2 separate regions of the Homo sapiens genome follow, and region 1 is linked to region 2. A link is a loop called in an ENCODE intact Hi-C map of the cell type or tissue named here. Cell type or tissue: heart left ventricle. All regions are shown on one strand. Each heading gives the region's core, and the rest is flanking DNA. Links, peaks and the distances in the headings are about the cores only.

The links. Peaks named below come from ENCODE experiments on the same cell type or tissue, not always from the same donor. Only the 100,000 strongest peaks of a DNase experiment are listed, where the experiment ranks them.
Region 1: it touches region 2 in a loop (5-fold over the local background); 78 of 110 quality-filtered maps call a loop at or near these places.

What each region holds. Positions count from the first base shown.
Region 1 is chr7:105,998,770-106,015,133 of GRCh38, reverse strand. It overlaps CDHR3 (cadherin related family member 3), which reads right to left. Exons shown (of 19, transcript NM_152750.5): 7 at 13,524-13,672; 8 at 10,447-10,636; 9 at 2,103-2,274; 10 at 1-23. It overlaps LOC107986833 (a long non-coding RNA gene), which reads right to left. Exons shown (of 2, transcript XR_001745316.2): 1 at 15,684-16,364; 2 at 14,142-14,711. Among named protein-coding and RNA genes, the nearest start is that of CDHR3, 44 kb to the right of the region's middle. RefSeq lists a silencer at 5,384-5,573. In heart left ventricle, for the core only: CTCF peaks have their summits at 5,250 and 5,463 (motif pointing right); a DNase peak (open chromatin) is centred at 5,473; H3K4me3 peaks cover 512 bases.
Region 2 is chr7:105,752,629-105,768,992 of GRCh38, reverse strand. The region is part of intron 3 of ATXN7L1 (ataxin 7 like 1); the gene reads left to right. Among named protein-coding and RNA genes, the nearest start is that of ATXN7L1, 120 kb to the left of the region's middle. RefSeq lists enhancers at 1-36, 2,141-2,200. In heart left ventricle, for the core only: a CTCF peak has its summit at 8,590 (motif pointing left); a DNase peak (open chromatin) is centred at 8,563.

The DNA of each region.
Region 1 (16,364 bases), core at 1,201-9,200, 250 kb before region 2:
TCGTAGTCTAGATCACCAATCAGCTAGATTAAAACAGAGATAGTAGATTATACAGATTAAACAATCCTATTTATTGGGCTGCGAGAGACATTTTCATATACTGCTAGTGGATATATAAATTGGCAAAACGCTTTTGGCAAACACTTTGCCCATAAAAATTAGGAGCTTTAAAAAGTTATGACCATACCTTTGCTCACTGCTAGTGAACTTATGGAAATAATTTACCAGGAGACAGAATCTATGTACAAAGATGTTCATTAAGCACTATTGCTCAACAGCACAGGATCACAACTTCAGATTCGTTGAAGAAAAGCACAAAATTGAATCTTATATGCAGGGCTGTTTCATTATAGTAGTCCCCCCTTATTATCTGTGGTTTTGCTTTTGACAGTTTCAGTTACTTGGAGTCAACCACAGTCTGAAAATAGTGAGTACAGTACTATAATATATTTTGAGAGAGAGAAGCCATATTCACATAACTGGTTTTCTTTATTGTTTTTTAGAGATAGGGGTCCCCTTTGTTGCCCAGGCTGGTGTGCAGTGGCTATTCACAGGTGTAATCATAGCTCACTGCAGCCTCAAACTCGTGGCCTCAAATGATCCTCCCATCTCAGCCTCAAGTAGTTGGGACTATGGGTGTGCACCACCATGCCCAGTGTCACATAACTTTTGTTATAGTATTTTGTTATACTTTTTCTATTTTATTATTCACTATTATTGTCAATACTTACCGTACCTAATTTATAAATTAAACTTACCATAGGTATCTATGTATAGAAGGAAAAAACATAACATATGTAGGGTCTGGTACTATCTGTGGTTTCGAGCATTCACTAGGGGTCTTGGAACATATCCCCGGTGGATAAGGGAGCACTACTGTATCTAAAATTCATATGCAGGCTAGGCACAGTAGCTCATGCCTATAATCCCAGCACTTGGGGAGGTGGAGGTGGGAGGATTGCCTGAGACCAGGAGCTTGAGAAAAGCTCTAGAAAAAGCTAAAAAATAAGCCAGGCACAGTGGCGCACTCCTGTAGTCCCAGCTGCTAGGGAGGCTGAAATGTGAGGATCACTTGGGCCTAGGAGTTCAAGGCTGTGGTGAGCTATGATTGAACCACTGCACTCCAGCCTGGGTGACAGAGCGAGACATGGTCTCTTAAAAAAATAATAAAAATAAAAAATACCTATGCATATATGTATAAAATACACATAAAATATATCTATAGAAAAAAGAAAAGAAGGACATGTACCAAACTACTAACACTGGTTATCAGTGAATGGTGATGCTTTTCTGTGCTTTCTATATTTTCTACAGAGAACATGTATTAATTTCCTAAACAGAAAAAAATAGAAATTATTTTTAAGATGGTACTATGAATAAACTGGGTGAGATGTTCTTGGGGATTGAAGAAGGGCTTGGGATGGGAGGTGGAGAAGAAAGCTGGGTGAGGGGAAGGGTAGCGGGTTGCTGGCTTCCCTCCCTGAGGCTGCTGCTTTCCCAGCCCTTTCATTTTTCTCTTCTCCTTCCCCACCACCTTCCAGCAGTAGCTCTGTAAGGAAAGGTCTAACTCAAATCATTGGGACCCACTTTTCATGCCCATCCTTCTTCCAATGCAGCTTTTGTCCCTTGAAGTTGCCAGGGAGGGGGCTTCCTACACATCCTCACTGTCTCACTCTCCTCTGGTCTCCAGTGGTTCTACGGTGTGGAATTTACCCAGACATACTCAAGGTCCTGGCCCTGCTTTCTCTCACCTCACAGCTCTATGGGCCGGGAATGAGCATTCAAATAAACAAAAGTGCCTGAGCACAGAGGGCACTGACGTGTCTGTGAAGGCACGCTAAGCAGGCACACAAACTGCATGCTATGCAAGGAAGAATCCAGTCCTCAGCAGCCCAGGCACAACTATGTGTAACAAATGATTCCTGGAACCAGGGTAAAATAAAGAGCGAATGGGGAACACAGACTCACTATTAAGCCTGTCAGTTACAGTCGCTCTGAGAGGGGGTTACCTTGGAAATTTCTCTCTATGGGGCAGCAAAAGCATGATGCATGTTGGACCAATTCCCGATGCCCTTTTAATGATGCAATGACCATTAACTGACCACAATCTTCCCAGAGCCAGCTGGATCCTGTAAAAATCTGCTGCCGCTCCCCACTCCAGATGGCATGGTGAAGTTGAATCTGTTGTTTGGTGCCTCACTGTCATCATCAAAGCAGAACTTGTTTAGGTCAAGAAGCAACGTCCCCTTGGCTGTTCTTTCCGGCACCATAATGCTGGTGAAAAGACACAATCCAGTATTTCCCCCAATAAATGGTAATCGACTGTTCCTTCTCACATGGGCCCTGGGCTAGACACCTCTACTTTAACTGCAATTCAAAGTAAGTCCATGGTCATTGCAGTCACCTCCTAACTGGTCTCCCTGATTCTGCCCTTGCTACCTTTTGGGCTATTTTAAACACAGCGGCCAGAGGGATCCTGCTAACATGTTGTCAGATCACGTCACTCCTCTGCTCCTAAGTCCCAAATGGCTCCTCATTTCACTCAAAGTCCCACCTTTGATCTGCAGGACGCTTCATGACGTGCCCTCCTTTTCCTCTCTGAACTCGTCTCCCACTAGCTCTTCTCCTTGTTCACTCTCCTCCTGCCACTCTGGCCTTCTGGTGCTCCCTGAGCTCTTCATGAGGCTCTGGCCTCAGCTTCCCTGCACTAGCTGTGGAATCCTCTCCCCACAAATACTCACGTGACTCCCACTTTCACTTTCTTTCATCTATCTAATCAAATGTCACCTTATCAGTGAGGCTACCCTATCTAGAATGGCAATGTTCCCTGCCCGGTACTTCCTCTCCTATTCCCCTCTTTATTTTTAATTCCTAGCACACATCATTATCTGGTACACCATATATTTCTCTTATTTATTCTGCTTATTTTCTATTTCCCTCCTAGAAAGTAAACTCTATGAGGGCAAAGATCTTTGCTTTTTTCTTGGCACACTCAATAAGTATTTGTTGAATGAATGAACAATAGACTTATAAGACTAGCACAGTAGTGAAGAAGAATAGAAGAGAAATATAAATTTTACGTCCTGCCTGAAGGAGTTTCTAACTGGGCTAGGGAGAATCCCTGTACCCCTCATTTCCCATGCTTTGAAGATTGAGAATTCCTTGACTTCTGTTCTAGTGGCTTCAATGGCCTAGAAGGGCCTCCTAACACCTTTATATTATTCATCCAAAAGAGATTTATTAATGATCAAATTCGGGGGTCTTGATCTCAGTAGACTCCAGGGTTTAGGCAAATAACACAAATGAGTAAAGCTACCCCCAAACTCAGAGCCTTCCGATCAAGCCCAGCTTGCTGTAGGAGGCTCTGAGGAAGACCAATGAACACCTTGAGACTTCCATTCATTGAGGGGCTTTCTCATGTCTCCAGGTTTCAGTTCCTCCATCTATAAAATGGACATAAATGATATCAATTAGTTTTTACTACATAACACACTGTCCCAAAACTGAGTGAATTAAAACAACAAGCATTTATGGTTTCTCACAGTACTATAGGTTTTCCCACAGTCCTTTCGGTTTTAGTTTGGCTTAGCTGGTCTCTGTGGTCACTGACAGCTTGGCTGGGGCTGGACAGTCTAGGATGGCCTCACTCACATGCCTGGTGGTGGGAAGGTGCTTGATTTCTGCTTCTTCTTGTCCTCATCTTCTAGGAGGCTAGTCTAGGCTCATTGCATGGAGGTCTCTGGTTCCAAAAGTAACAAGAGAGGGCAAGTCCCAAGGCACATGCATTTTTCAAGCCTCCGTTGTGCCATGTTTGTGAATGCTCCAGTGGTCAAAGCAATTCACGTGGTCAAGCTCAGATTCAAGGAGACCCATCTCTTGATGGAGCTAATAGCAAAATCACATTGCAAAGGAGCATGCATAAAGAGCAAGCAGGGAGGAATTTGCGGCTTTTCTTTCTTTTTTGTTTGTTTTGGCTACCTATCTTAATCATATTTTGCCTTGGTAGAATTTCTTACAAAAATATATCGTGGCTGTCATGAGAATGTGCCTGGAAGACCTTTAACCATGAGAGCATAACTGACCATCGGCCTCAGCTGCTGGGCTCTGAAATCCATCACTGTGTTTGTGGTGAGGCCACGTACCAACAACTGGTCATGGCAAAGATACTAAGGCTCATTCCTGTCCTATGTCAGTTGACACTGGCTCCAGGACCCCCAATGCCCTAGCTGAACACTCCTTAACTGCATGGCAGCCTAGAATATGTCCAACTACCTTTTCTCCCTCTTTCCTTCACTCAGATCAGCCTTGCATCATGATCTGATGACTTGCCCAGCCTTGTCCATCTCTCTCCCCATTTTCTGCCACAGGCATCTCCCCTAATAATAGCCTTGCACATTTAATCCCATCTTAGCATCTGGTTCTTGGAGCATACACTTCTCTCTGCAACCAAACTCTGTTCCCTTCTTTGTTCCACATCCTCTTTTCATGGCAGATAAAATCAGCTCTGGGCTCAGTGCATACGGAGCAAAGTCTGACAGCAAGAATGGTCATGGGCCACTGAGGATAACAGGTTTGCTTGCTGGAGCGTGTAATGGAGTCTCCACGATGCCTCATTGGCAAAGATCACCTCTGTATTTCAGCAGGATTGGAGTCTGAACATTCCTGCCTTGATTGCACAATGTCATGGTTTCATTCATAGGGACTTAGAAGAGACACCACTTATTAAACACCAACTGCATGCTGTATCATACCAAGCACTTTAAAAACACTATCTCTAATTTCCTCATCTCAGAGAGGTTTGTATTCTTGTCCCCACTGCACAGGGGAAGAAAGAGTGGTTCCGAGCATTTTCAAGGCCTGTCCAGGAAAGTGGATGTATCCAGACTTGATCCTCTGCAGTGTTAGAGTCACTGTAAACTTTAACTTCCATGCATAAGTATCCAGGCTCACAGATGGTTTGGGGATCTAAGCCTTGATTTCAACTCTGCAGAAGCCAGGAGATTGCATCATTTAAAGAATCCAAGGTCCCGAAGCCAGACATTTCAGGCACTCCAACAGAGGCCTCCTCACTTGGCCCTCCAGGGCTGCTTGGCCTGTTCTCTCATTCGTCCCTGACAGTTGGTATTCTTCCCCTAAACGCCTAACTTGGAAAGCCACTCCCCTCATTCAGCAATCCCTGCCTCAAAAGCGAGCTGCCCTCGCTCCCAGCCATCAGACCATGTTTCTCTCCCCATGCAAAGTTGACTGTGTCCAGCCCATTCTGAATCAGCCAAACTGCTCCGCCTCTTGCTCACAAACAGCTTGCAAAGCGCTTTCACTGAATCGCCTGACAATTTACAACCAGAGCGGGGGTTGTCACGTGCCTCGGATGCCTCCGTCGGGCCCTGGGCTCATTCATCATCAGCCTGGGAAAGCCTCAGGGGCCACGGTACGAAAGGCTGGGAGCCTGCAGGAGCCCGCGCGGGCAGCAGGGGGCGCCCGCCTCCTCCACGCCGCCCTCCTCCCTGCGGGAGCACAGCACACCGCCTCCAGCAGCCGCGCTGACCTCACCCGCTCTGCCACCTGCTCTCAAGAACTCCACAGCAGAGACCGCGCCCACAGCCTCCAAGGAAGGAACAAACATTCAAGAGCAAGTGTCAGAGACTGTGGCAGAACCATGCCATTGTCACTTTGTTCTGTTTTGACCTGCTTGCGTGCTTGGCTTTGACATAGTTGGACTGGAGAAGGTATAAGGCTGGGAGGATGGCGGGTGCTGCAGGTCAGGGCTTCTCAGCCCTCTCCGCACCCGCCCTTATGCAGCCTTGGGACGCGAGGCTGGGCTTTAGGCTGAAGACCTCCGCCCCTGGAACTGCAGAGGAGGGGTCCCTTTCGTTGCCCTTCCTCACATCTTGGCGTTCATAGGGTGGCTGAGAGTTCCTCCCGCTAGAAGAGCCCAAAGAGGGAACTTGAGCCTTGGTTAGATTATCTTCAGTAATAAATGCAGTTAGTCCAGCTACGGATTTCACATTGGCCTTCAGGGCTAATCTGGAGGGAAGATTATCAAGTGCAGGACTCTGTTTGGTCTTGCCTGGACAGTCTAGGATATTCGAATTGCAGTTTCACCAGCTAATATGGAACACAGTCTGCAAACTGTCCTCCCATACTCCAGGGGACTCTGGACTGCAGGAAGCCAAATATACAATTAACAGATATGCACTGAAGAGAGAAAATGGACAAGGAAGATTTGAGACAGCACAGCCCTCTCCAGGCATTCTCACTTCTTAACCTTCACCCCCTACCTCTTAGGGCAGAGGAACAAGGAAGAGCAGGAGGGCAGAAGAGGGCAGGAGCTTCCCAGGATGTACTGGAACCACCCAAGAGTTCTAGCACAGATTTAAAATGTCAAAGAAAGTGTAAGTGTGATGCTGCAAATTGTCTCCACTCCATCCCCTGGGCCCAGACATCTCTCAATTTATGCACGTAAAGGTGTGGAAGTCACAATCCTAACTACCCATGCAGCTGTCCCCACCCATCTAATGGACTTGTAGGGCTTAGGTTGGGATAGGAACCTACTACATGCTTAAGATTGTGACTGACGTTATTGGGGTGTCAGCAGGAAGCAGCTGGTGAATTAGGATCATTCTAGGAGGGGTCAGTAAAGGGACTATGAAGAAGGTGCTCACAGAGTATATGGAAATCTCATCAGATGGTGCAATATCTCAGGGCTCGTGAGAGTGAAGCACCCTTACCACCACTAGGCCCAGGGAAGCCAGTGGAGGAAGCAGGTCCTGCGACAGAGAGCTGCTTTTGGGAATGGAGATCTTCAGGCAGGGAAGGGATGCACCCAGCTCACAAAGAGAGAGCCTGACCCTCCTCTCCTTCTCTTTCCAGGACTCCCCATTGGCCAACTAGAAGCTGGAAGGCAAGGGAGTTGGTTGGTATCTGATATGGTTTGGCTGTGTCCCCACCCAAATCTCATCTTGAACTCCCACATGTTGTGAGAGGGACCCAGTAGGAGGAAATTGAATCATGGTGGCAAGTCTTTCCTGTGCTGTTCTTGTGATAGTGACTAAGTCCCATGAGATCTGATGGCTTTATAAGGGGGAGTTTCCCTGCACAAGCTCTCTCTTTGCCTGCTGCCATCCACGTAAGACATGACTTGCTCCTCCTTGCCTTCTGCCATGATTGTGAGGCTTCCCCAGCCACGTGGAACTGTAAGCCCATTAAACCTCTTTCTGTTGTAAATTGCCCAGTCTCGGGTATGTCTTTATTAGCAGTATGAAAATGGACTAATCCAGTAAATTGGTACCAATAGAGTGGGGCTCTGCTGTAGATACCTGAAAATGTGGAAGCAACTTTGGAACTGGGTAACAGGCAGGGGTTGGAACAGTTTGGTGGGCTTAAAAGAAGACAGGAAAATGTGGGAAAGTTTGGAACTCCCTAGAGACTTGTTGAATGGCTTTGACCAAAATGCTGTTCATGATATGGACAATTAAATCCAGGCTGAGGTGGTCTCAGATGGAGATGAGGAACTTGTTGGGAACTGGAGCAAAGGTGACTCTTGTTATGTTTTAGCAAAGAGACTGGTGGCATTTTGCCCCTGCCCTAGAGACTTGTAGAACTTTGAACTTGAGAGAGATGATTTAGAGTATCTGGTAGAAGAAATTTTTAAGCAGCAAAGCATTCAAGATGTGACTTGGGTGCTGTTAAAGGCATTCAGTTTTATGAGGGAAGCAGAGCTTAAAAGTTTGGAAATTTTGCAGCCTGACAATGCGATAGAAAGGAAAATCCCATTTTCTGAGGAGAAATTCAAGACAGCTGCAGAAATTTACATAAGTAACAAGGAGCTGAATGTTAATCACCAAGACAATGGGGTAAATGTCACCAGGGCATGTCAGAGACCTCTGTGGAAGCCACTCCCATCACAGGCCCAGAGGTTTAGGAGGAAGAAACGGCTTCATGGGCCAGGCCCTGGGTCCCTCTCTTGTGTGCAGCCTAGGGACTTGGTGCCCTGCATCCCAGCCGCTCTAGCTTTGATTAAAAGGGGCCAAGGTACAGCTCGGGCTATTGCTTCAGAGAGTGGAAGCCCCAAGCCTTGCCAGCTTTCATGTGGTGTTGAGCCTGCGGCTGCACAGAAGTCAAGAATTGAGGTTTGAGAACCTCCGCTTAGATTTGAGAGGATGTATGGAAATGCCTGGATGCCCAGGCAGAAGTTTGTTGCAGGGGTGGCCCCTCATGGAGAACCTCTGCTAGGGCAGTGCAGAAGGGAAATGTGAGATTGGAGTCCCCACACGAAGTCCCTAGTAGGGCACTGCCTAGTGGAGCTGTGAGAAGAGGGCCACTGTCCTCCAGACCCCAGAATGGTAAATCCACTGACAGCTAGCACCATGCACCTGGAAAAGCCACAGGCACTCAATGCCAGCCCATGAAAGCATCCAGGATGGAAGCTGTACCCTGCAAAGCCACAGGAATGGAGCTGCCCAAGATCATGGGAACCCACCTCTTGCATGAGCGTGACCTGGATGTGAGACATGGAGTCAAAGGAGATCATTTTGGAGTTTTAAGATTTGACTACCCTGCTGGATTTCAGACTTGCATGGGGCCTGTAGCACCTGCATTTTGGCCAATTTATCCCATTGGAACAGCTGTATTTACCCAATGCCTATACCCCCATTGTATCTAGGAAGTAACTAACTTGCTTTTGATTTTACAGGCTCATAGGCAGAAGGGATTTGCCTTGTCTCGGATGAGACTTTGGACTGTGGACTTTTGAGTTAATGCTGAAATGAGTAAAGACTTTGGATGACTGTTGGGAAGGCATGATTGGTTTTGAAATGTGAGAACGTGAGATTTGGGAAGGGCTGGGGCAGGATGATATGGTTTGGCTGTGTCTCCACCAAAGTCTCACCTTGAATTCCTACATGTTGTGGGAGGGACCTGGTAGGAGGAAATGGAATCATGGGGGCAAGTCTTTCCTGAGTTGTTCTCGTGATAGTGACTAAGTCTCATGAGATCTGATGGCTTTATAAGGAGGAGTTTCCCTACACAAGCTCTATCTCTTTGCCTGCTGCCATCCATGTAAGATGTGACTTGCTCCTCCTTGCCTTCTGCCATGATTGTGAGGCTTCCCCAGCCATGTGGAACTGTAAGTCCAATTAAACCTCTTTCTTTTGTAAATCGCCCAGTCACAGGTATATCTTTATCAGCAGCATGAAAACAGTCTAATACGGTATCCATCCAGGTCAGCGTCTTGGAGCACAGAGCAGGGTGGAGACTGGATCTAAAGGGATAAGTCAGGGGTGCATCCAGAACAGAGTTTAACCGTTTTGATATCAGACTCGAGGTCACATGGATCCTTTAACATTATACTGGGCATGCCATTTGGGACAACAGGGAGACATTCATGAGTATAATAAAGGAATTTCTATTTCTCCTGCTTCTCCTAGGCAATCCTGGTCTAGGGTCCTTTGTCCTCTGCATGTATTGGGTCTATGTCCAGAGTCGCCTGGAGAAAACTTACAAAACCACTCAAAGATAAACTCAGGAGACTCTCCCCATGGGGACATCTGGAGCTGAGACTCACCCTGATCTTCAGCCTTGCTCCAGATACAGGGCTGTCTCTTAGCAAGGGCTGCTGTGGAGTTGCTCCCCACAACCCCAATTCCTCCCAAAGAGCCCTCTTCAGCCTCTCAGGAGACCAGAGACTGGCTGGAACAAAACCTCAGAGACGAGGCTAATATGGGCAAGTACTAATCATGTGGCTTTTTGACAAAATAGTAGAAAGACAATATTGTTTTCAAAAAGCTTATTAACCCAGAATCACAAGGGACTTTATTGTAAAATAATAGCAAATAGATTGTAGGACAAAGAATGAGTCAAAATATACAAGATCACTTGTATCCCACTTGTATCTGCATTTTTTCCCTTTCGGATGTCTTTTGTTTATATTCAATTAAGTTGTGTAAGGTGAATTCGATGCTTTGTTTGGTTTTACCTAAGTACTTGGTTTGATTTATTCATCTGGCTGGTGGTATGTTTTCCTGGGAGTTCCTATTCACTGATCCTAAGTCTCAAACGTCTATTATAACTGCTAACTAACAGCCCCATCTTGCCACCCGTGGCAATAAACAAAGAACAGGCACAGTCCAGGGAGGGCCTAACAAGTCCCTGTGGTCCTTTTCACCAACAGAGATGAGCCAGATATAGAAGGGAGCAAAATAAAAAATAATTCTTAAGAGTAAGAAAGTGAACAAGGGAGATAATGAAGAAGGAAAATGAAAGAGAGGGAAGAAAAAAGGACGATAACAAGGAAACCTGTGGACAACAGTGAACAGTTCACATCGATTTATTCTACTGAGCTGTTTCTCCAAATGCTTATAATTCTCCTGAGAATATACCAGAGAAGCAGAAGGGCAGAGGGCCACCAAAGAGATAGAATGTCCAGCCCAACTTTCAAAGTGTGCATACCTGAAGGTGAACTTTTGGCATGTGGCAGGATTGTCGTTGACGTCTTCCACAATGAAGGTTATCTGGATGCGATTCTCCTGACCCCCATATGGTCTGTCCTTCACTAGAACTTCCAGGGAAATGGTGGGATTTTGTCTCAATTCACCTGCATCTCGGTCTATCCTTTGGGCCACTTGGATTGTACCAGTCACTGAGAAAGCAAAGGTTAGAACGTGACCCTTTGAAGAGAAATGAAAAGGAATACAGAAACTTGGAGAAAACTGGAAAAGACCATTCGAACATGAGGAAGAGCTTATGCAGAGCATAATCTCTATACAAATACATTTTTGAAAACCCATTAAGTTCCTGTGTTAGACATTCATTGGGGTATCTGGCCTGACCCTTCTAGGATTTTTCACACTGTACTTCAGAGTTGGGTCCCTGGTGGCGGCCCTTGCCCAGAGTGGACTGGACTGGTGAATAACTGACTCCAGCTTGACCCAGAGGGCTCTCTTATTGGAGAATTTATAACTGAAAGGCACACATTGGAGGATCAGTCAGGCTAATAGTGGAGCTACAGAACCAAGGTCCCTGGAGCAGCACTGGGTCACATCCTTTCTATGTCCCCATCTTTTTACATTTTCTTAAGAGATGCACAGAATCCTGTTGATAGATGTGCCTGCCTTTTTTTTCTTTCTTTTTTTTTTTTTTTTTTTTTTGGTTAGGTTGGTTTACCTTAGTTTCTGTTACCTGCAACCAAAAAATCTTAATAAATATGCTCAGAAAAAAACCAAAAACCTCACTCTACTTGTTAAAAGTTGAATTTCGCAACACTAGAGTGAACAGAATTCTCAACCATGGTTGTCCCTACACTATCAGCTGACAGGGCATCAGGATGTTTTCAGAGGCAGTGCACAATTATTGCCTTTGCCTGGCTCTCCTGGGAATAGGTGTCTTTTGCCCGAAAGCCTAAGGAGCCAACAGGACATTGTTTTTCTGGCATTGTCTAAGGCTGGACGTCCTTTTTGGTGATGCAATCAGGACTTATAAAGGTGGGACAGTCCGGTAGTGGTTAAGAGGACAGGCCCGAGGAATCAGGCAGCTTAGGTTGGTACTTCTGCTTCATGACCTACAAGCTGTAAGACCTTGAACAAATTGTTTGACCTGCCTGAGGCTCTCCCTAGGCCTCAGTTTCCTCATCTGTAAAATGTGAATGATGATAGTTCATTGAGTTGCTATCTTGAGTACTTGAGATGAGATGTATGTGAATAATCACTCAGCATAATGCCTGGTGTGTACTAAGGCCCCAGAAAAAGATGGTTATAGAAGAGCAGAGAAGTCCCCTTCAGAGATATTCAGATGGAAAAATAACTCCCATCAGTCTGGCAGATTGACCAAGATGACACTGTCCCATACAGTTACCACTAGTCACATGAGAGTTATTGAGCAATTAAATGGTGCTAATCCAAATTGAGATGTACTGTAAGTACAAAACATACAACAGTCTTCCAAGACTCGGTACCAAAGAAAATGATATGAAATATCTCATGAATCACTTTTTTTTTTTTTTTTTTTGAGACAGGTTTTTGCTCTGTCACCCAGGCTGGAGTAGAGTGGAATGATCATAGCTCACTGCAGCCTTAAACTCCTGGGCTCAAGGGATCCTCCTGCCTCAACTTCCTGAGTAGCTGGGACTATAGGTGTGTATCATGACACTCAGCTAATTTTTAAACTTTTAGTAGAGACAGGGTTTCACTACGTTGCCCAGGCTGGTCTCAAACTCCTGGGCTCAAGCAATCCTTTGGCCTCAGCCTCCCAAAGTGTTGGGATTACAGACATGAGCCACCATGCCTGGCCATGAATGACCTTTAAGTATTGATAACATGTTGAAACAATATTTTATACATGTTAAAAATACCTAATTAAAATTAATTTCTCCTATTTCTTTTTACTTGTTAAAAATGTGACTACTAGAGACTTTGAAATTACGTAAGTGGCTTCATTCTATTCCTATTGGACAGTGCTAATATAGCCCCTCTCTTCAGAAGACTTCAGGGAACCCTCAGGATAAGTAACCCATCCATCCTTACACACCTGCCTTTGAGAAAAAGGTGATGGGATTCAGGACATATTACCCCAAAATATGGCACCTTGGCATTTGAGAAAACAGCAGTTTTGAAGCAGTCATAAGAGCTTCATTCCAGAGGTAACCTACCTATAACTGGAGGAAAGGAACATCCTATTCTGGAAGACAGAGATGCCAGGAAGAATCTGAACAAACGGACCTTGCTAAATTCTCCCAGGTTTATCACACCCTTTTGTCCTCCAATCATACTTCTCCATAATTACTCACTTCATCAAACTGAGCATAAAAACACATGGGTTTCCCTGTTTCTTTGAGTCTTCATTTCTGAAGGCTCTGGTGTGACATAAACTTAACATTAAATGAATTCGTATGCTTTTCTCTTGTTAATCTGTCTTTTTTTATAGAGGTCTCAGTCACAAGCCTAACAATGGGTAAGAAAATAAATCTCTTCACTGCCCCCCACCCATCCCCCACAAAGGTGAAGGGTGACATAGCTGTCAACCCTGTTTAGTTTGCCCAACCCCCATGCCAGCTGCTTATAATACATCTATTACCTTGGTAACCAATGATGACCCCAGACAGAAAGACATGCCCAATACCAGAAGATAAGAAAAATACAATTGGCCCTTTGTATCCATGGGTTCTGCATCCTCAGATTCAACCAACTGAGGATTTAAAATATTCAGGAAAAATAAATGGCTGGCTGCATTTGCACTAAACATATACAGACATTTTTTTCTTGTCATTATTCCCTAAACAATACAACAACTATCTACATAGCATTTGGTATTATAAGGAATCTAGAGATAATATAAAATATACAGGGGGACATGCATAGGTTATATGCAAATACTAAGCCATTTTATAGAAGAAACTTGAGCATACGTGGATTTTGGTATCCACGGTGCATCCTAGAACCAATTCTCATGGGTAACGAGGGACAACTACATTGTAAGACAATCCACATGGCTGAATTAGAGGATGCACTTAAGGATGGAAGTGAGTGGCTTACACTGATTTATCATGAAATATTTGCTAACAGTGGTAATGCTGTAGAGGAGGTGGCTGGGAAAACCTTCATCATCAGGATCCTCCGCTGTGATATTGGCCACGATGGTTCCTGGACTCAGTTCCTCCAGGACTGTGTACACTCGTGTCGGGCTGGAACAGAGATACAGCAGACACAGCTAATTTCCAGGGGCACGGGAAGGTAGCATCTAGGCGATTGGTATTTTGGTTAGTGCTAAATATAGTGCAGAGCTGTTCAAGTTGCATCAACATGCTCAGAGGGAGAGCACAGCAGTGGAAAGGAGGGGTGGCTGGCTTTTGTATCCCCAAAGACCACATCCCTGTGGATGTGAAGAAAGTACCACGCTGTCATTGCAACAATTTACATGGGCCACAGTCTCTGACTCTATGCACCTCTGCCTGATGTCATTTCAGATCAGCCTTGGCATTAACGTCTTTTGAAATAAGGACAGGTGGCCTATCCAGCTATCTTTTCTCATTTTCCCACGTTTTGTGCAGATGTCCCTGGATTCTTTTAGATATCACTGTGTCCAGAGTTACATGCCAGGGTCATGTCCAGAGCTGCGGGTTCCCTCCCTTGTTCCTGACTCCCATCCCATGGCTGCCACCAGAAGCCAGAAAAATTGTAAAGCTTCTCTATTCTCATGTGTTTGCTCACTTTTTTTTCTTCCTTGTCTTTTTTTTTTTTTTTTTTGCCTGAGGATATAGAATTTATGCACAGAACTCGTGCACCTTTCCAAGTTGCATTAATCATGAGGTCAGCTCTCTGAACTGAGAAATAGGTCCCCTGAAGAAGACCAGGCCCCATCACTGTCCTTCTTGCAAGATAACCCCAAATCACCAACTTACCCATCTTCCTCAGACCTTCACCAATGCCTTTGGAACAGGCCAGTAATGAGACTGATAGGTTGGGAGTTTTAACTAACTATACATTGAGTAATTTTGAATGCTCTAAGGGAGGCTTATTGTTTAAAACAACTCTGCAGGAAGTCCTTTTGCTGAGGGAAAATCATTTCAGTGGGGCAAGTAGTCACCTCTAATTTCCCAGTTACCCAAGTGGAGGTCTTCCCATGTGGGATCTTCTTTGAAAGGGGTATAGTACCTCTCAGATCTAAGTGACGGCATTCCTTTCGTGAGCTCAGAATATTTCTGCTGTGCTATCTCACCATCCCTATAAGGTAGGTAGGGCCAGAGGAAGGAGAAATGGCAGGGAATCAATAGCTAAGTCAGGGGCAGTCAGAGAAAGGCAGGAACCAGGGCTTCACCCCAACCCTCCCTACCAGAGCTCCTCCCTGGATCCAGGGTCCCCCCACATCTATTCACAAGGTGGACTTCTGTGGGTATACTCCATTGCTGGAGGAGAGTAATCATGTTCAGCCTAAGGTCACCCCAGTGTCCCACTGAAACAGGCCCATTCATCCTTTCCCTTACTTGACATATCCCCTTCTCAGGCAATCTGTAATGCTGCCCCTGATGGATCTAGGAATAGACAAAGTGGAATGGGGCCAAAGAGGTGGGATGGCAGGAGCCAAAACCAGAGCCAGGAGGGAAGGATATGGCCCCAGCGCCCCCAGGCTGGGCCAAGCCCCTCGGTCCCTTCTGTGAATGCCCCTGTTGCTAATGTAGTATGTTTTTGCTTTGGTCATCATGAGCGGGTTCTGTTAACTTCCAAAAAAGAGGCCACTAAGATGCCTGTGCTAATCACACAGCCATGAGCTACTGCTCCAAGCATGCTCCTAGTAAAAGCATCACCAGGGAGCTGGTTAGACATGCAGACCTCAGGCCCACCCACCCCAGCCCTCTGAACCAGGACTGGCTTTTTCACAAGATGCCCAGCTAATCTGCATAGACTTTAATGTTTCGGAAGGATGATTATAAGGTGATGCCAGAGGTGGCAACCACAGGCTCCCAGCCTCCCCACGGGACAGAGAGAGGACACCTGGGGAGGAAAAGCCCCTTCTTCCCATCATCCCTCCTTCCTTCTCAGGCAGTGGTTCTCAGCTGGGGGGCCGGGGGTGGTGTCTGAACATGTTTGATTTTCACAACTAGGGGAGACAGCTACTATTGATGTTTAGGGGATAGAAGCTGGAGATGCTGCTACACATCCTCCAATGCACAGGACAACCCCTCTACAATGGGGTACCTGGCTCAATGCCAGCAGTTCCGCTGTTTAAGAAACTCTGCTCTGAAGGCTCATCTAGTCCATGCTGGGTGCTCCAGGAACCCAGATCCCCACGAAGGGAACTGGTCAGGCTACTGGCCACGATGCAGCTCCTCAGGCGAAATATTCTCTCCTTGGCTAACCTGACATTAAGCCTGGCAGGAGATAAAATCTTTAGTCTATTTGATTTTTGAATCCAAGATACAGGTATGTATAAAATATCATTCAACGGAGACCACAGTTAAGAGCTATTCAAAGCACAGTGAAGCTAGGTGCCATGCAGCTACCCTGACACAGTAAAGCTCTGCTACCACTTGTATTCCCACATCCTTCTTCCCCGTAACACCTGACCCCCAGAGCTTGGGCCAGTGGCCACACTCACAGGGAAGGGTGTGAATGCTGGGAAGCCATGGATGGCTTCACCACTATGAATGAGTATTCAGTAAGTGCCCAAGGTGTGCATGACACTGCCAAGCACCAGGTGGAAAAGGACTGAGTAAATACAAAAGAAATGGGCAGGAGGGGAGAAAGACCTACCTACCCAACTCTAAAATAAAGTGCTGTGCACACACAGCAAGCTCTGTGCACAGGGAAACAGTAAATATGTCAGGTGCTTTTTTTTTTTCTTTTTCTTTTTCTTTTTTGTTTGAGATGGAGTTCTGG
Region 2 (16,364 bases), core at 3,883-11,882:
CATTTTCCATGGATAGAGACCCCAGGGGGGGAAAAGGCTTACAGAGCAGCAAAAAAATGCACCCAGTACAGGAGGCAAATTTACTTTTATGAAACTTCCAACATTTACAGTTTCTAATTCTAGATTTACATGCAATGAATACATCCTCTAGCTGTCTTCTATCTTCCTTACTCAGGACCCAAGCTTTCTGCAATAACTATTTGAAAACCAGTTTTACGATTTTGACTCTGAAGGAAGATTACTCGTCTTCTTGTAGGTTCTAGTCTACCCTTTCATTGCTTGGCCAGAAGATTCTATCAGAACAAAAGTTATGGTCATTTCAGCAGATGCTGGGAATAAATCCCTTCAGCATTCTGATTAGTTACAATGGGTAATAAGAGAACTGTGCAGACCAAAAACTCCAAGTACATGTTTCATGCATGTAAACCTACTCGTGATGGGTTTTGGCTGAAAGCTAAGCATTGATAACCTTGCCACCAAAGCTTAGAGTCGCTTGTTAGTATTCTGAGAGCTGGAGTACAGGCACAGATACAACTTGATCCTGTTAACGTCTCTCATTCCTAGGCCACAGATAAGTTTGTTGAATAGGAAGTTGAGAGAAAGCGATCTGGAGAGAGAATTGTATGCAAGTGGCTCAAGTGACCTGGCAATTTGGGAGTCCCTTGCAACCTTGCTATGACCTCCTACCTCTGTTTGCCCATCTATGGAATGGGTATGGTGGTTATATACCAAGGTTATTATTAGAAATGATAAATTTGAAAATGCCTTGGCATGTAACTTGTGCTATAATTATACCTCACTGCCACATGGAAAATAGGCATTTTTAGCTGAAATGTGTAATGAGGTTAGGCAGGGAACATCAGTTGGTGGCAGGAAGAGTGTTCCCAGAGACAAGAGGTTTGAGGAGAGGGGGCCAGATGCTCACTAAGGAGAACAGAGAGATCATCTATGAAGCGTCCTTGGGCATCACGATGGAATGTTCAAAACAAGCACAAAACAAACGTTTAGACGTCTGGCCTGAATTTAGAAACAAATAAGGGGCTTGGAGATGAGCCTCTGTCTTTTCACACTGCAGGCTCTGCACTCCAGCCCTGAGTACCAGTCGAACTCCAGAGGGGTGGACTGGAGAAGGAGGAAGGCCTGAGCAAGCCAGTGCCCACATGGGCTGCAGCTGCTGGGTTTCAAGGAGCTTTCTATCGGAGAGGCAGCAGAGGGGTTCTGAAAGAGCCAGACCCTGGAGCCAAGCTATCTGGGCTTGACCTTAGCTCTGCTATTCACTGGCTGTATGACCTTCAGCCAGTCCTCATCTCTCTGTGCCTCAATTTCATCAAGCTCAAAATGGGGGTAATAATAGTACCTGTCTCAGAGGTTGTCAGGAGGATAAAATAAGTAAATAGGACTGCAACATGTAGGAGAACACCAGACATCTATACACTTAAACACAGCAAGGCACTTCTCTGGCCTTGTGAATTTCAGCACATGGCAGAGAAGAAACAAGCTGGACTGGCTGAGGAAAGCTCACCTCCAGAGGACTGAGTGGGTTAACCATGAATTACATAGTCATTCCCAGAGAGGACGCATGGCGGGAGAGAAGCAGCAAGGATCGTAGCTGGATGGATACATGGCCTTGGCTGGACCAGGGGCTGGCGAGTATAGGGGCTTATGGAGGGCCGGGTTTTGCTCAGGTGGACCCTCTTGAAACTCCCGGTGGGCCTCCCTTCTACCCCCAGGAAAGCTGGAATCTTGGGGGCTTCTGTGTCCCCAAAAGCGGATTCCAGTGGCCAGCATCTTGGAAATTTTTGTGCACTTATTTCACTTGTATCAGTCTTTTCTAGGGTCATTTACTGATATTATACTTTCTCTGCTCTGGAGTCATTCCCCTGCAAAATCATTCCCCTGTTATCTGTCTGCCTCAACACGGGAAAAATCCCTGTCATCTGGAACCCTTGCTTCCTGCCCGCCGTCCTGCCTCACTGCAGTGTGTGGGCAGATCTGCTCTCTGCTGCACACGTCTTCAGAAAGACTGAATTTCGGGCTTTCAGAGCAAGCGTCTTTGAATCCACTGGTGAAAGGAGACAGCAGTCATCTGCTGGTTGATGTTTGCCAAAATGTGGCCTTAGACTGGGATGAAGTGATGGCTCCTGGCACGGAAGCTGGTTCCCCCTGGGTGTACACCCAGCCTGAACAGCTCCTTTAAAACCAGAAGCAATTTGTCATCTTTTGATTCTCTTCCAGCACTGTCCCTGTCACAGGTAGATAAATGAGGCAGCATATGGGTGTCCAAACACAGGATCGTCTAATCCCAGCGGTTTCCCTTGGAGCCGTCACTTCTCGAGGGTGGAGAGCACAGTGGGGTGGTCCCTGGCTTCGGGGTTGTAACCATAAGCATATTTTTTCATCACATGTCCCATTTATATGCATGAAATGCTTTCTCAGAATCTCCCAGCTTCTGTGTCATTGATAGGTGCATTTCTCATTTCAAAATTCCGAAATGAATCATACGTTTGTGAGCTCAACATCTCATGTCTGTAGTTCCACAGAATGCTACTAATCAAATCAATGTCTCGGCACAAACCAACAAGCATCCCTGACTTAAAAACAGATGGAAGTTGAACTTTTTGTGCTAAAAAGACTTGATTACAGAAAGTCAGTGGGAAAGGTGCATACATTTCAGTTTCCTTCACGTTGCACGCACTGTAAGTGGCTTGAGAGATACATTCAGAGTTTTTTACGCAGCCCACGTGGACTTTGAATTTGTTGCTTATATATCGATAAAGCCACCAGATTATGTCCAAGGATGCAATAGGCAGAAGAGGGCTCCTGATCTAGTTGCCAAAACATGGTTGACCTGCGATTCCTTTGTAAATGAAGGATAAGCCTGTGTGGCGAATGAGCTCAGCCCCTCGGCACACCTCCTGCCTATGCCAAAGGGTTGAGTGTGTTTCTGGTCTAGCCAGACAGTTTTGATTTCTTCTGTGGCCATAGGTCACATTCTTCATCCCCACAGCTGCCAGATTAACTAGACATCCTTGGTCACAAGGGCCCAGGCTTGACTGGATCAGTTCAAGTTCATCCCAGATACAGGAAAGTCATCTACTCTGATAGTATTACAGTGAGTCCATAAGCATCTTTGAGACACCTTGAGAAAGGAGGAAATGTGGAGCATCGTCTCCAAGCAGGATCTGTTGAGCATGGATCGGATTCTTACACAGGCTACTAATGCTGGTGACCATAAGAAGTTTATAGCCAGCTCTTCATTATCTATGGTATTGAAGGAGAAATCTAGCATGAACTTTAAAATTTCAAAATAAATCCCACAGTTTAAGCTTTAGCCGGGGATTTCATACTGGAAACCTTTTAGGGGAGAGTAGTATTTCCTTTTATGTTTTCCCAATTAGTAGTTTAATGAGCAGCAAGATGACCCAAGGGGGATGAGAGACAGCACAGGAGGATCATTTGCCTGGGGTTAAGAGATGAGTCTGGGTTCCTGTTTCTGCCTCTTTCAGACTCTGTTCATCTGCAGACTGTATGTGTTTGCTACATCTGCTTTGTAGGATCAGCATCTACTTTGTAGGATCAGGGAAGGATCAAATGAGTTAATGAATACAGATATCCCAAGCCCAGCACACAATACAAATGAGCTGTTATGACTTATTTAGAGGGTTTTTTTTTTTTTTCTGACCCAGGCTGGAGTGCAGTGGCGCCACCTCTGGTCACTGCAACGTCCACCTCCTGAGTTTAAGCAATTCTCCTGCCTCAGCCTCCTGAGTAGCTGGGATTACAGGCATGCCCCACCATGCCTGGCTAATGTTTGTATTTTTAGTAGAGACGGGGTTTCACCATGTTGGCCAGGCTCGTCTCGAACTCCTGACCTCAAGTGATCACCTGCCTCAGCCTCCCAAAGTGCTGGGATTACAGGTGTGAGCCACCACGCCCGGCCTAGACTTATTTTAAGAGAGGTGGCAAGAACTCCTACTTCAAGGAAGATGGTAACACTGAATAGTTTGTTCATTAAGACAGACAGATGCCTAAGTGAATCTTTGAAATAATCCTGCATTTCATTCATGGTGGAATCTCATAATCTTTTTTTTTTTAAGCCTAAAAGCCTGAGCCAGCTGTACATGATATATTAAACCCACACATTTACTTACTTTAGAAAGGTTACTATTTTGAGAGTATGATCGTTCCTGGAAAAAAAAATTTTGATGTGCCTCCTGTCCATTGAAAAGTTACATATAAAGAATAATTTCCATTCCTTGGATTATGTCTTCAGATTCCTGCATTCTTTTCAAGCTTTGTAATAAAGCAAGGGAAGAGAGTATTGTGAACTCCTTGAGGAAGACATTCCCTCTCATTCCTCCACATTGCCCCAGAGTTCACCATGTCTGACAAATAGTGGGTATTCAGTCAATAGCTTATGACTGAATGAATGATTTAGATGTTTAATCCTTTAAGTCAGTGATACGCAACTTGTAGTCATGTGTCAGAATCCCCTGGAGGGCTTGTTAAAATCAACTGCGGCTCCCCCATCCCAAGTTTCTGATTCAGTAGATCTGGGTTGGGGCCCCAGAATGTGCATTTCTAGCAGGTCCCCAGATGACGCTGATGCTGTTGGCCCTGGGACTATACTTTGAGAACCACTGCTTTGGGGTCCACTCCACTGCTTAGGTCCATTGTGGTTTTTTTTTTTTCTTTAAGCTTTGCCAAGCCTTCTAGAAAATTGACATCTATCTCTGTCTGATTTTGCTCCGTTAAACTGAGATTGATTTTGTAAAAATTACTAGGATTTGACCAGATGGAAAAGCTACCTGGATTTTTTTGTTTTTAGTTAAAAACTACAGCCGGGCACCATGGCTCATGCCTGTAATCTCAGCAATTTGGAAGGCTGAGGCGGGTGGATCACCTGAGGTCAGGAGTTCAAGACCAGCCTGGCCAACATGGTGAAACCCCATCTCTACTAAAAATATAAAAATTAGCTGGGCATGGTGGCGGGCACCTGTAATCCCAGCTCCTTGGGAGGCTAGGGCAGGAGAATCACTTGAACCCGAGAGGCGGAGGTTGCAGTGAACCGAGAACACGCCATTGCATTCCAACCTGGGTGACAGAGCAAGACTCCATCTCAAAAAAAGCAAACAAACAACAACAACAAAAAAAAAACTACATTTTGCCCCATGTATAATTATGAAGGAAGTGACTATCAGATTGCCACCTCCTGCATGGGTGTCTATGCTAGCAGGACACAGCTGGTTGGGGTGAAGTATAGCGGCCCACCTTGCAGCATTTAAGCCAGATTGCATCTTCATCCAGTTTTGGAATTCCCACCTAGTGTCAAATGCACTTAATGGCAAAGCTGAAATGAGACATGACCTTTTGCAGAAATTGCAGATGAGCAAAAAGGGCACAGGAGATGAGCATATGATACAAAGGGGAACATGATGTTTGCAAAGTCTTCTCATGCTGGCTGTGGGCCTGGCTGAAGTTATTATGCCCCCAGGTTTAAAAACAAGAGGCAGCCTCATGGCCTGAGGAAGACTGCCCTCTGCAAAAAAGTCATTCTCCTAATGCCAGATGTCACTCTGGATGGCAGGCAAGAGTGGAATTGCAAACCCAGGTCCTGGGGAGCTCCTCCCTCCTCCATTCCCCCTTCTTGGGAAAGAGTCCTTGAGACTGTGAGGACTGAGTGGACACAGAGGGATGGGTCAGTGGAGGGGGCAACAGGGATACCAGACATCCTCAAGAGAGAAGAGATGAAAATAGAACCTAAGAAGGGAATTGAAGGGGAGGAGAAGACGAGAGCCTTACCCTAAAGTAGGAAGAGTGTGTTAGTAACCTGTTGCCGCATAACAAATGACTCCAGCGTTAGCAGCTTAGAACAACAAATCTGTGTTGTCTTGCACAGTTTCTGTGGGCCAGGGATCTGGGAGTGGCTCAGCTGTGTGGTTCGGCTCAGAGTCTCTCATGAGGCTGCAGTCAAGCTTTCATCTGAAGGCTTAACTGGAGTTGGAGGACCCACTCCTAAGATGACTCCCTCACATGGCTGTTGGCTGGAGGCCTCAGTTCCTGGTGCTCAGTACCTTAGGCCTCCCCACAGCCCTGCTCACAGCATAGCAGTTGACTTCCCTGAGAGCCAACAACCCAAGAGAGGGAGGGAGAAAGTCAAAATGCCTTTTATGGCCTAGTCTCAGAAAGGACACGCTGTCACATCCACTCTATTCTGTTCATTAGAAATCAGTCTCTAAGTCCAGCCCACACACTGCAGGAAGGGAATTGGGCTCCACCTTTGGAAAGGAAGAGTGTCACCTCAGTGAGACTCTTGCCAGGCTCAGAAAAGCACAAGAATCATTGACAGGGCCTTTGGTGTAAAGATGAGGAGGGCTGCAGCCATTGGGGCCATAGGGATGCACCTGATTGGGCTGAAGAAAGGTGATTGGGTAGGGGAAGGGGCATTAGAAACTCTCCATGGGCTTGGAGCCTACCATCCTATAGGGGTTGTGCAGGCCCCTTCTCTCTTTCAAGCTAAAGAGTGACTTTGCTTACAAAAGCAAAGCCACCTATGAGTCCCAAGGCTCAGATTTGGTTCCAGAGAAGAGAAAGACAGGGCTGGAGGCTTAGACCCAAGGCTGTGCTGGAGAAAGAGCAGTACACAGCACTGTGCATCTCCTTCTAGGTTGTCCGCCCTGCCAGGTGCCCAGTAGGAAAAGAACAGGGATTGAAGGCAGAAGGGTGTCAAGGAGTAAAGAGAAGCTTCTGGGCTGTGATTCTCAGGAAAGTCATTGGGAGGGAGTGTTAAGCAGGTGGTGGAAGAACCCCACTATTTTTTATTAAAATCCCACTTAGGATGATAGCTCAGTCCTGCCAGTAATGGCAGCAGTCAGCCCTTCATGGCTACAGCTCCTGGGTTGCACAGAGTCCCTCCCATGGGGTGGATGTTTGTTTTGGCCACCCTGGCTCCATAAATGGATTCCATGTAGCAGTCTTCTTTTGAGAATGCAGAGCCCTTGGGGTCATATTGTACTGTGTCTGTTCTTATCTCCCCTATCATCCCCAGGGAATAAGCTAATCAAACTTACTGATGATTTTACACTGAGAAGGAGATAGCTAATAACTTGGATGACAAGTATTAGAATACAATGTGATGTGGATAAATTGGGTCCATGTATTAAGAGCTATAAAATGAGATTCTATCAAGGCATGAATAATGGTGCCCATGAAAAGGATTAATCAAATACCCCATTAAAAAGGTATAGGAATTCAGGTCTTGCACTCCTGCCCCCACCCCACCGCCATTCCATTCCCCCTGAAACTGCTTTCTACTAGGAGAAATATGGAAAAGAGTTTAGAGGAAGTAATGGAAAAATTGGGACATACATTTTGATAGAACAAGATCATGAAGACGCATTTAAGCAACCAGTGTTTAATTTAGGGGGAAACATGGCAATTGGCATGAGTAATCATTTACAAATATAATTTCCAAAGGAGCCATGTTGATACCATTCAGCAAATGCCAACAAAGCATTTACTTTCCAAAGGGAGAAAGCAAGACAACAGGAGAAATGAAGGCATCTCCAGGAGTGGACCAGAGAGCAGCCAAGCCATAGAGAAGCATCAGGTGTGAGAATGGAAAACGCAGAAGAGACGTACAACTTCTGAAAGATCTCAGAGGACTGGCATTGTCTGGAGACGGCTTCCTGGAAGAGGAGACTCCAGCAGAGCCCTGAAGTGTGGACAAGCTTCCATTCACTGCAAATTCGTGAGCACACTCTGGTGTCAGGATCTAGTAAGGAAATGGGCTTGAGCAGAGCAGGGGGTACCTGTGGGGTTCTTCTCTTCATTTTCACCACCACAAAGCTGGTCTAAGCTGCCATCAATTCCCACCTGGACAACTGCAAAAGCCTTCCAGCTGTTCCTGCTTCCACTCTTGCTCCTCTACAATTCATTCTGCACGCAGAAGTCAGAATCAAAATCAAAGTTCATCATGTCATTCTCTTGACTTGTGGCTTCCCTTTGCTCTTAAGCTAAAAGTAAAAATCATTATCATGGCTACAAAGTCTTGTGTGGTCTGGGCCACATCCTGTGCCAGGCTCCCTTTCATTGTCTATATTCCAGTCAAGCTGGCCTTCAAAATTTCAGCACATTGGGTCTTTCTGCCACAGGCCCTTGCACATACATGCTTTTCCCTCTGTACATGTGATTTTCTTTCATCCCCGCTTTCCAAAGCTAACTCTGACTCATCCTTCAGACTGCATCTTAATGATTACTTCCTTCTGGAAGACTCCCCTAATTTTCACAACTAGATGAGCTCTCCCTTATATGTTGAAAACAAGTATTTCTTGTGTGAACAGAAATGTTTAATGTCTGCCTTCCCAACTCAGCCACAAGCTCTGTGAGGATGGGGACTCAGTCTTTGCATCCCTCAGAGCCTAACATAGTCTCAGTTAATACGTGATAGCTGGAGCGTGACATTTCATTAGGAACAGTGAGGCTAGTTGAGAAATTATACCTCACCAGTATATAGGAGAGTACCATTAGGAATTCTTAATGGGATGAAAACCTGAATTCATGTCTAGACCCTGCCACCTGCTGGCTGTGCTGTTTTAAATAAATTGCAGATCCTCTCAGAGCCTGTTTCCTCATATATAAAATAATGGGGATCCTAACAGCCCCCTCATATGGTTGTAGCAGGAATTTAATTAAATAATATATGGAAAAGCATTTTTTTAACTGTAAAACCATACATAAATATCCTTTGTCACTTTTCCCAGTGCATGACACACTGGGTCATTAAACATCTATTGGATGGGTGGATGGTTGGATAGATGGACAGACAGATTAACAGTTAGGGGGCCAGTATGAGTGACAAGAGGAGAACTTGGCATATGGAAAGCATGATGGAAGCCAGAAAAAGGAGAGACTTCCCAGAAGTAGGAGGAGGCTTGTTGATTCATCCACAGTGTCACATGCAGTAGAGCAGGCAGGAGAATGAGGGGGGAAAATCATTTAACCTGGGTGGAAGGAAATCACTGGTGACCTCCAGCTGATTCCTCCTCAGCCTTTTCATGTTATCTGGGCTTTCAATGACATGCCTTAATTGTAACTTAATCACTTTACTGATTTCTATCTTTGGGGGGGGCGGAAATCAAATTGATTTGCACATATGGCAAAATTGGTAAGATTACTCCAGCTGCTGCCAGCAGGTGCTGACAAGTAAAGAACTGAATGTCAGAGAATAAGAAAATACACTAAACATTTATTTTAATAAGGCCTAGAAACCTTAGTTATTTAATAAATTGCCATGGATAATTGGTTTCAGTTTCTAGAGTTGTTTCATCTTTAACTCCCTGTGTTCCAGAAGGAATCGTGCTGGATGTGTAGACAGGGCCTTGTGGTTTGAGACCTATCTGAGCTATCACACATTTCTCTGAGCATTTTCCTGTCTCTCTGATCACACCCCACTTCCTGCCACCACTCCCAGCATCCACCTGGGATAGGTCACTCTGACATACACACACACACACACACACACACACACACACACACACACACTCACTATCCAAGCTGCCAGTCTTCTTATTGGCTCCTCCTCCAGCGAGGAGGTTTAAGCCTCACCTCCCTGCTGGGCCCTGATCAAGCTGGTCTGTTTGTGTATGAATCTTGGGAGTGAGTGGCCCAAGCTGGATCTGAGCCCAGCATTTATCATCTCAGCGCTGCCTCCCACAGAAGAAGGAAGACATAATGAATAAATGAAACCCCATGACTGTATCAACATTCATCAACCCATTACTCCAAACGTGGCTGATAAAATTGGGTACCTGGATTAAAAAAAAAAAAAAAGTAAGAATAAACTAAAAAAAAGGCCACTAAATAATATTTTTATATAATTTAGTATATTTATTATATATTTAACATTTTCTGTGTAGTAGTTGGTGATGTGTTACATGGGTTTATGGGGAAAGGAGGCAACATGCAAGAAAACTTTAAAATGGTTCAAAGAAAGGATTTGAAGCCTTACCACCCCCGGCCACCCCACGGACCCCCTTCCGCAGGGATGGCTCAAGATGTAAAGACAGAATCGTGCCTGTCTCCATTCTCTTCCCCGTACCTCCCAAATCAAGGGCCTTTTTTACTGTCCTGTGTTCAGATGTTGAGTGTCATCAGCAGAGTGGTTTCCTATGAACTGATACACTTCGTTTGCTAAGAAGGAAGGCTAAGGCCCTGGTCTATCTACAGATGGCACAGTCCTGAGAAGAACCAGCACATTCTACCCTGGGCAGTGTAGGGAGGTACAGAGTAAAGACTTCACACCTGCATTCTGCGGTAGACCCTCATGGAAAAACTGGGTGGTGGCCAGGGAGGCCTAGGCACAGGCAGGGGAGGGCCCCCTTTCAGAGTGGCATGGCAGGGGGCCACAGAGCCAGAACCTGTCACCACTGATCTGTCCTCCACTGGCTACCAAAGGAGCAAACCCCAAAGCTCTTGAGTCCTTCCAATGTCCAGAAACGTGAGGCTAAAATCTCCTGCTTCACACTGAAGAGTGTGATGGTTCAGAGCCGGGCTGGGAGCAAGGTTCACTGCTCAGCCAGCCTTGTCTAGCTCCTGCTCTGACTGAGTGTAAATCTTCTCATGTGTGGAAAATGGGTATAATCATGCTTCTCAGAGAGGTGGTATGAGGATTAATCACCGTCATGGATGTAACATACTTAGATTGAGCCCAGCCCAGGAGGAGAAGTGAGCTGATGGAAGCATGGAAGGCCCTGATAGGTTTATTCCCCTTGCGAAGTTCTGCTTCCCCCTTCACATATCACTGCTGGGAGCCAGCCCAGCCTGCCCACCAGGAATTTCATTCCACCATAGCTCTTAGAGGCCGAGGTGGGAAACCTCAAGAAGAGAGCAGTCCATGAGGGGTTTTGGAGTAGGGACTCGGAAGAGGGACAAGGATGGAAAAAAGGCTTAGGGAAGAACTATGGAATTCCTAGTGATCCAGAGAGGGCCTGGAAGAAGAGCACCAGCCAGCTGGGAAGACAAGTACTTAGCCTTGAAACAGAGCAACTGTGTACCAGGGCCCAGGCAGGGTAAATTCCAAGGAGTATCAAATCTTTCAAAAAGAGCCAGGCATGGTAGCTCACACCTGTAATCCCAGTACTTTTGGAGGCTGAGGCAGGAGGATTGTTTGATCCCAAGAGTTTGAGACCAGCCTGGGCAATATAATGAGACCCTATTGCTACAAAAAAAAAAAAATGTCAAAATTAGCCAGGCGGGGTTTTGCATGCCTGTAGCCCAAGCTACTTAGGGGGCTGAGGTGGGAGGATCGCTCCTTGGGCCCCGGAGATGGAGGCTGTAGTGAGCTGTGACCGTGCCACTGCACTCCAGTCTGGGTGACAGAGTGAGACCTGTCTCAAAAAAAAAAAAAAAAAAAATACAGAAAGGTAGACTAGGATGGTAACTGAAAAAAAAAAAAAAAAGCTTTTGAATGTCTGCCTTTTTGGTGAAAAAGAATTCAAATTAATTTGGCTTTGAGAATTTTAAATGCACACATCATAATAATTGCATATACCCCAGAGCATTGTAAAATCAGAGTTGGAAATCTCTTACCATCTATACTATAAAAGCAAGAACCTAATCTTGCAAGCAGAGTTTTAAAACTCCTGAGCCCAAGGAAGATATCAGTCTGCCTGTGAAATTTGCCTCCATCCTTCTTGTGATTATCTTTTCCCTCCCTATCCCTTTTTGTCCTTACCTTCTCTCTAGTGAATGTGAGCAGAGAGGAGGCCTCACAAACCTGATTTTTTTTTTCAAAAATACAATCCCTAGGAAAACCAAGGAAAGAAATAAGAATAGAGAGCGAGCATGTGCTCATTTAGGCCCTCGCCTAATTTCTTTTATTCCCCTCTATGTCTTTTTGGCCCCTTTCGTGACTGTACAACTAATGCTGTGATGGTTTTGAAGGTAGTATTTGTAGTCTGTTGGGTGTGAAGGGAGCCTTTTATCATATCCATCTTTTGGGAGCTTTTTTCCCCCTCTGCAAATCGAAACAGGTATTTAATTCAGGCATATTTAATTTTAAGTGTTAAAAAAAACTCCCATCTACTAGTATAACACTATTCATTTATTTTGTCCATCATGTAGGTGCCGTAGCTCTGGAGCATATAATTTAGGGTTCTGGACTTACTGCAGGTACCTGGAGGTCATCACCGTTAAGTGAATGAGTTCTTTATTAGCCAATATTTGATCAAGCCTTGAAAATACTAATAATTATGTTCATGGGCCTGCCTGCTGAGATTAGAAAACGAAAAAAAATCTTAAAGCTTTCATTTCTTGCATAAGTGAATAGCCAGATTTAATCTTCCTTTCATCTGTGATTTATATTTATTACATTTGGTGAGCTTGGTTAGTGGTTTAGATTCCTTAGGTTTTTGCTACATCCAGGTTCCTATTATGCAGTCATCTTTGATAAAAACTAATGCATGCAACCCTGGACCCTAGAGTACAACATGATGCCAAATCCCTTTCCAAATGTGTTTCCTACTAAAGCAAACTATATTGAAAGGCATTAAAGAGAAGCATTCCCTGGTCGCTTCCAATTGGAAATATATATATTTCTTTTTCATAAATCACATTCACATTTTTCTCTCTGTCTCATTACCTCTATTGTGAGCACTCCCTTTGCCCACATGCTCATGAGAAAGTGATTATGGTGGGTTGTGCCCTCCTTAAGAACATGGCTGGCAAACAGAGTTTTTTTAAATGGGTGATTATTTGCATGAAAATGAGTGCATTTGGACATATTGGCATGCATCAAGGGCAAAATCCAGACAGTGAGAAACTGCAGATTGGACAGCAAGAGTCTTCAACAGAAAAATTGTAAGGAAAAGAATGAGGGGGAAATTGGTCACTTAAAATAAGTTTAAAAGGCATGCAAAAAATGGGAGGACTGAAATGCAGCCTCTGACGATACACGCGTGGGTGATGACATCATAAACACACACAAGGACACAAAGACTGTGGAGCCAGGAGTCTGCTTACTTTTGGAGGGAGGTGGGTGGCTACAAGCAGACCAGACACATGGAGTGGGGTGCTTGGCAAAGTTCTGTGTCTCCACCTGCATGACGGTTACCTGGATGTTGCCCTTCCCATCCCTCCCAACGCAGAGCATCTCTTTCGTGTGGTGTTCAGTGCCCATGCTTTATTTTACAATACAAAGCTTTTCTTTTAATGAGTCTACTCAGGGTTCACGTAACCAACAGTCTTTCGGGAATTTCACTTTAGGGATTAGGATCTAATAATAAAATGTGTCTCACTTTTCTCACTAAGAGGGAAATTGAAATTCCAGCTGGAAATTCACCAGTAGGATTGTCTGACAGCTTGGTCAGAAATTAGAGAAAAATTTAAAAAGAGGACCAGTGGATGGGGCTTTTCTAGGCTCTGGCTACAGAAGACTCCCCTGGTCTTTATTTTTTTCCACGTTCATTTATACAGTGAATAATGTAGTTATCACTTATAGTAATGGAATAAGCCCTTGCAAACTCACCTCCTCTAAACAAAAACAAGGACCCTGATGGCAGCCATATTGCTCCCTGCCTTTCCCCTCCTTACCTTGAGTAATGTTTAAAGAGCACAGAGATTTGCTTAAGGGAACCCATCCCTGCTGCCAGCACCCATTTCCTCTATACCTGTTGCCCCTGAAAGTGCCATTCTGAAATGACTACCCTAGTGGTGTGATTTAGGATGTCCTCTAACATCCCTCCAGCTGGGGTATCATTTCTTTAAGGTTTTTTTCCCTGTTAAATTCAGTGCTTCTAGAGAAGGAAACACCTTAATATGAATGAGTTAGGTGAGAGTTCCAAAAGAGGGTAAAACCATAAAGAGTATGACTCTGGAAACCGGCGATGAGGGCACAGGAAGGAAGACCCAAAAAAGAGGTTGCTGGGAGTTTTGCCTTTTCTTTTTTCCTTGTTGGACCTGGCCTAAACTTGTTGATATTTTTCAGCTTATATCTGGAATCCCACTAAAACACAACATTTATGTCTGTCCCCAGGGCTGGATGGTACCCACAGGACTTAGTGCATAGGCTTGAGTCCAAACTCAAGTCATGTTTGGGAAGAAACAGGCCAGATTCCACCCCATGAGGGCAGGGACCTTACCTGGTTTTGCTTACCATTCAATTCTCAATTCTTGGCACAGTGCTTGGCACATAGTAGGTGCTCAGTGAACATCTGATTTAAAAAATGAACCAATAGACTGAGTATGGTGGCTCATGCCAGTAATCCCAGAACTTTGGGAGGCCACGGGGAGAGGATTGCTTGAAGCCAGGAATTCAAGACCAGCCTGGCCAACATAGTGAGATCCTGTCTCTACAAAAAAATTTAAAATATGCTGGGTGCAGTGGCTTATGCCTATAGTCCAGCTACTCAGCAGGCTGAGGTGGGAGGGTCCCTTGAGCCCAGGAATTTGAGACTGCGATGAGCTATGGAAGGCAGCTACGCTCACCACTGTACTACTAATGCTGCACGATGTAGACCACGGTGAGCTATGATCGCACCACTTTACTTCAGCCTGGGCAGCAGAGTGAGACTCTGTCTCTTAAAAAAAAAAAAGAAAGAAAGAAAAGAAAAGAAAAGAACAAATAAACAAGGGACCAGACTAACAAACAGCTTGAAGCAAAAGAGATAGTGCAGAGATCTTCCAAGATGGGCAGTGAGAAAGTGTCTGTGGTCTCTCCAGGGGCTGCCAGGGATGTCCTTCCCCTCTCCTCCACTCCTGAGTGTTTTCCCGTCTGAAGCCCAGGGTCGACCACCTGTGCTCTGTGCCTGCCTATCCTCAACAGGAAAATCAACCAGTATAGAGTTCTTGAGACGTCAGAGCTCTTACCGCAGTCTATCCCTCTTGCACAGCACGTTTTGGGTCATAGAAGTATTTTCCCACAGATTGTCTAATTTGTGCTATACAATACTCCCATGCAGTGGGTAATTCCCACCTTACAGAGAGGAAACTGAGACCGAGAAGGATTAAAATGGCTTTTGGGGGGGCAGAGCTGTAACTAGATCTCAGAACTTTGGATCCTTACAACCCACATCCTTTCTACTGCACTGTCCCAGGCACTAATGCAGACAGAAAGCCTCATCAGGATTCAGACCTGCCCTCAAGAAGCTGAAAATATGATTCTGAAAGAGAAAACTCCCATAAATAGTGAACATACCAATAAACATAGAGCAGCACTGCCTGATCCTTTCCCAGTTTTACTCCTCAAGGATGCTCTGAAAGATGAGTTAGCTGTTGCTTTTTCTTAGAAGGGTTCTTTCTATGTAAACTTATTTCCAGAGTGTAGAATGGGTGGTTCAGCCTGTCTTCAGCTGTCTGCTGTAATGGAGAGGAGAGGGAGAGCATAAATAATAAAAACCCAAAGTTAATCCCAAAGATCCCATTTTAGTCACTTGTGTCAATCTCACACTCCAGCAGACCTCTTTAGAAACAACCACATCATAGATAGGAAAAAGAAAGCAAAATATCTAAATAAAAATCCATCTATAAACTAGATAATCTTCACCTTATACCAGTGTCATCTATAACAGAGTTAAAACTACTAACACAGAATGTCCGTGCTTTTGGACTTTCTTCCTCCCAGACTGTATCACGTGTATTCTCTCATTTGATGTCTCAATTATCCTGTGCAGGAGGTAGGGCTGATGTTGAGGTTTAGAAAATTTAAGTGACTTGTGCAAACCCCAGTGGCCACTTAGTTGCAGAGCTGCAACTTGCACCAGAGCTCTTTCCAGCCCCCAACTCTTTTCCCACTTCTACAACCGCCCCTATCTCCTCCAGTGGCTTCTCCTTCAGCCGTCCTTGAGAAAGACTCAGCAGCAGCAGCTCAGCCACCTGTGAGTCTGCAGCACTGGCTCTCACCAGCTCTGTGGCTCACATCACAGTGGTTAAGTGTTCACTGACCACTTGGCTGTGTTACAATCATTTAATTAGTCTGTGTCACAGAGGAAAAGATGCTTTATTTAGAAGCCTAATAGTGAAAACTTCTGAGTCTTCAATTCACTATGGTCTTCAATTCACTATGAGCTTGGTGGCATTTGGATGATCTTGGGGTCTTCCAGCTGTGCTCTTAATCCACTTTGTACCGGGAGGGTAAACAAGGGAGGGCTTTGTTCAGGGTGCGGCCACTGTGTTGAGGACTACAGGAAGGTTGTAGCTGGGTTAGCTGAGACAAGACAGACAGGAGGAAGGCAGGATAATGAGAAAAGCCACATTTTAGGACCTTAGGAAAAATAACCAGACCTTTTTATGCTCTTCTTGCGATGAAAAAAGTGTAGAATTTATCTTCTTGGGACCTGGGTTGGGGCAGTCTCAAAGTTCACATCCAC